Linked DNA regions of Homo sapiens: region 2 is linked to region 1. The links are chromatin loops, found by intact Hi-C in ENCODE. Cell type or tissue: IMR-90. All regions are shown on one strand.

Evidence for each region. Peaks named below come from ENCODE experiments on the same cell type or tissue, not always from the same donor. Only the 100,000 strongest peaks of a DNase experiment are listed, where the experiment ranks them.
Region 2: a loop joins it to region 1, with 2.7 times the contacts of the local background. A loop is called at or near these places in 18 of 110 quality-filtered maps.

The regions. Positions count from the first base shown.
Region 1 is chr1:179,352,649-179,355,148 of GRCh38, forward strand. It overlaps SOAT1 (sterol O-acyltransferase 1), which reads left to right. Exons shown (of 16, transcript NM_003101.6): 16 at 937-2,500. The coding sequence ends at 993. Among named protein-coding and RNA genes, the nearest start is that of AXDND1, 12 kb to the right of the region's middle. In IMR-90, no CTCF peak of the experiment used is centred here; a DNase peak (open chromatin) is centred at 1,143; H3K27ac peaks cover 624 bases.
Region 2 is chr1:179,236,406-179,238,905 of GRCh38, forward strand. No RefSeq gene overlaps it. Among named protein-coding and RNA genes, the nearest start is that of ABL2, 8.0 kb to the left of the region's middle. In IMR-90, no CTCF peak of the experiment used is centred here; no DNase peak of the experiment used is centred here.

The DNA.
Region 1 (2,500 bases):
ATCCCTACAACCTTCCAGGTTTGGAGGGGATACCTTCTTGATTTATTTCCTGGGTATTTCTCATAGGCATCTGTAACTGAAGATGTCCATAATGAAATTAATCAGTTTCCTCTCCAAAGCTTCCCCTCTTTCTGTGTACCCTATGTCTGTTAGGCTGCCTCAACTCTCCCTCTTTATTTCATATTAATCTCCTTTGTTCATCTGAAGTAATTGCTCTTGACTGTCCCTGGTCACCTGGATTCCACATGTCAGATTTTATTCTCCTATCAAAATCCAGTTTGGATGCCACATCTTCCATGATGATTTTTCAAATGCTTGCTTCCCTCTCTTTCCTATTTCTGAACTTTTGTAGTGCTTCATTTGCTCCTCCTTTGATAGTTCAGTAATTTTAAACCTTGTATTAGTCATTTTTATATATATGTCATTTATGTATATATTAGTCATTTATATATGTGTATATATAATATATATTTATATTTATATATTTATTTATATATTATATATTAACTAATATATACTAATATTTAGTACCTTAAAATCTAAATGGTGGTTATATATAAATATATATATATATATCTATTTGTCGTCCTTAACCACCATTTAGATTTTAAGGTACTAAAAGTAGGGCTGTGCTAAAATAAAGATACAGAAAGAAATAGTGCCTATTTAGAAACTGGTCAAAGTCCACACAATTGTGTATAGTTTACTGGACTTTAAAAGCTTTATGTGAAGCACCTAATTGAATAAATCTGTGTTATAGATAAAAGTACTGAACATCTTTTGAATTAGTGAGCTGCTTATACCTTGAGGGTTGTTGAAATGGTGGGAGGCATTTTAGAGATGTACAATGTATCATATTAACATCCCTGCCTATCTCCACACCTCCTCTACTCTGTACACAAATTATTTTTCCATTCTTATTTTTCCCCACTGCAGCCCACATTTTTGGATTATGTCCGGCCACGTTCCTGGACTTGTCGTTACGTGTTTTAGAAGCTTGGACTTTGTTTCCTCCTTGTCACTGAAGATTGGGTAGCTCCCTGATTTGGAGCCAGCTGTTTCCAGTTGTTACTGAAGTTATCTGTGTTATTTGGACCACTCCAGGCTTTACAGATGACTCACTCCATTCCTAGGTCACTTGAAGCCAAACTGTTGGAAGTTCACTGGAGTCTTGTACACTTAAGCAGAGCAGAACTTTTTTTGTGGGGCTGGGTGGGGGGAGAAGACCGACTAACAGCTGAAGTAATGACAGATTGTTGCTGGGTCATATCAGCTTTATCCCTTGGTAATTATATCTGTTTTGTTTCTTGACTCTGTCCAATCAGAGAATAAACATCATAGTTTCTTGGCCACTGAATTAGCCAAAACACTTAGGAAGAAATCACTTAAATACCTCTGGCTTAGAAATTTTTTCATGCACACTGTTGGAATGTATGCTAATTGAACATGCAATTGGGGAAGAAAAAATGTAGAATGATTTTTGCTATTTCTAGTAGAAAGAAAATGTCTGTTTTCCAAAGATAATGTTATACATCCTATTTTGTAATTTTTTTGAAAAAAGTTCAATGTTCAGTTTTCCTTAGTTTTTACCTTGTTTTCTCTATAGGTCATGATTTCTGTGAAGCAAAAAGATGCCTTTTACCATGAATTCTTGAGTTTACATCAATAATATTGTATATTAAGGGGATCAGAAGTAGGAAGGAAAAAATAAGAGATAGCAGAGGAAAAAGAAAAACATTTCCTCTTATAACTTCTGAAGTAATTTGTAAAAAAGATTTGTAGAGTCAATCATGTGTTTAAATTATTTTATCACAAACTTAACATGGAAGATATTCCTTTTTAACTTTGTGGTAACTTCTTTGAAGTTATTTAGAAATATCCTTTGGAACAATTATTTTATTGTCTAATAAATATTGACTTCTCTTGAATTATTTTGCAGACTAGTGAGTCTGTACCATAAGTATTAATCACCTCCACTCATATTAAAGTGATCATTAAGAATCCAGAAGCTGGCTTCTGCATTTGCTCAGTTATACTTTTAATGGTAGTATGTTTTTAGGTGGAATAAATTAATATGTGATTGGTTTCAAGGAAATGTACTCTATTATGTAATACTTCCATTTTATAAGATGCCCATTTCTAATACAATGTGTGTAGGAATTATTTGTATGTATGAGGTATGATTGTAAAGATTGAGCATTGGAAGGGGTATCAGAGACCATGTAGTTCAACTTTCCACTCAAAGTAAGATTTATGAATTATTTAAATGATAGTTGTTACTTGGAACAGCCACTTGAGAGGCTCTCTTGGTATTGTTTGGAATTGTTTTAAAGTCAGTTTGAGTCTCACAAGAAGGTAAGTAGAGTTTCTTAATAGTCACAACTTAATTTGAACCACAAGTATCCAGCTTAATCACGTATCTTACTCACGATACCACTGGTCCAGATGAGTTTAGGTAATTTTCAAACATTAAATCCAACTTCAACGGAAACAAATACAC
Region 2 (2,500 bases), 120 kb before region 1:
TTCATCTGCTCTTGGCAGCTTTCTAGATAGCTTAATAGAAACTTTGGTGGTTCCTGAAGCCACTGAACTAGTTGCTTATTCACTGAAGGAAGGCACTTGTATTTACAATAAATACAATGGCACTTCTGCATGGTTCAATTATGTTTTTTTTAAGTCTTCTTCATAAATTGCTAAAAGCTTTCTCTAATTGTGAGGATGTTTATTACATATCACTTCAAAACATTAACATGCTGAGAAAAGTCCAAATGAAGTAACACAACTTACTTGTTTTACTGACACCATTCTCCAGTTTACTAATTATGTGTAAGTAATTCACATTAAGCAAACATGGTTGCACCAGAGCATTTGTATTGATTGTATTGGTTACATTGTGATTATACCAGATAATCAACTCAAACTAGCTTAAGCAAAAAATGGATTATAACCATGATTTCATCAAATCTCAGATGTCTTGAATTCTAATATGACCCATTAAATGGGTTGAATTGTGTCCCCCAAAAAGATATGTTGAAGCCCTAACTCCTAGCACCACAGAAAGTGAACTTCTTTGGAAATAGGGTCTTTACAGAAGTAATCAAGTTAAAGTGAAGTCATCCAGTATAACTGGTGCCCTTTTAAAACGAAGAAATTTGGACACAGACATGAATAGGGCTTCTGAGGTACTGGTAATGTTCTGCTTTCAGATGCTAATGGAGTGTTTACCTTGCAAAATTTGTCAAGCAGTAAACTTATGAGAGAGAGATATATTTTATGTGATTTCTATATGTGTGTGTATGCATGCATATATATATATATATATATATATATATATATATATATATATATATATACAGTTGTCCTTCTATACATGTCCTTCTATACATGAGGGATTGGTTCTAGGACCCCCCCATGTATACCAAAATTCGTGCATACTCAAGTTGCCCAGTGTGCCCTGCAGAACCCTCCTATACAAAAAGTTAACTTATGTATGTGCATATTTCACATCCCTTGAAGTCATCCGCCTTTGATTTAAAAACTCTGCATATAACTACACCCTTGTAGTTCAAACCCGTGTTGTTCAGGGGTCAAATGTACACACATAAATACTTTTCTGTTTACATTATTTTTAATCGGAACATAATTGTTGTACATATTTAGTGAGTAAGCATATGCACTTTTCTGTATGAACACTATACTTCAATAAAAAGATGGGGTGGGGGTGGAGATACTGGCTTTCAAGTGAGAGGAAACAACCTAAGCAGGAACACAGGGGCTTGATGAGCTTATCCAGGAACATCTCATCAAATGGGAAAAGAAGAGGAGCTGGGGGTGGCAGAGGGCAGAGGAAATGTATTAAGTAGTGGGACTTAAAATTGGCCTGGGTCCCTTCTGTTTCTAAGAATCTATACTTTTGTCATACCCCAAGGCCTTATAGCTAGTTAATTATTAAAAAAAAAAAAAAAAAAAAGGGCTGGGCATGGTGGCTCCTGACTGTAATCCTAACACTTTGGGAGGCTGAAGCAGGTGGATCACTTGAGGTCAGTAGTTCGAGACCAGCCTGACCAACATGGTGAAACCCCGTCTTAACTAAAAAAAATACAAAATTAGCCAGGTGTGGTGGTGCATGCCCGTAATCCCAGCTCCTTGGGAGGCTGAGGCAGGAGAATCGCTTGAACCCGGGAAGCGGAGGTTGCCGTAAGCTGAGATCGCACCATTGCACCCCAGCCTGGGCAACAAGAGTGAAACTCTGTCTCGAAAAAAACACACACAAAAAACATTAAAGACCTGTGATAGGTTGAAAACATGGCCATAATATTTTGCTGGTCTTTTTTTTTTTTTTTTTTTTTTTTTTTGAGATGGAGTCTTGCACTGTCACCCGCGCCCAGCCTTGCTGGTCTTTTTATCAAGAGGTAAATCTATTTCCCCACCCTTTAAACCCTTTGAATCAGTACTGGCCTTGTGACTTGCTTTGACTAATAGAATATGGTGGAAGGAAGGTTGTAAGAGTTTTGTAGCTGAGGACTCAGGAGTCTTTGCAGCGTTTGCTCTTGCTCTCTTAGCACTGGGACCACCATGCTATGAGCAAACTTGGTGTTGTGGGTGGGCTGAATTGTGCCTCCCACGAACTTCATGTGTTGAAGTCCTAACCCCTAATACTTCACAATGTGACCATATTTGGAAATAGAGTTCTTACGGAAGTAATCAAGTTAAAATGAGGTCACTGAGGTGGACCCCCTCATATTTCTCTTTAATTTTTTTTTTTTTTTTTTGAGGAATGGTGTTTCATTCTGTCACCTAGGCTGGAGTTTAGTGACACAGTTATAGTTCATTGCAGCCTGGACTCTTAGGCTCAAGTGATCTTCCTGCCTCAGCCTTCCAAATAGCCAGACTACAGGTACATGCCACTCTAATATTTCTTTTGGAAATTTAAATTGAAAATGATCAGGTAATAAATTCTCATTTTCGGAAATTTGCAAAAGCAGAAAAGTATAAAGAAGGAAAAAGTTCTCCATACTCTCAC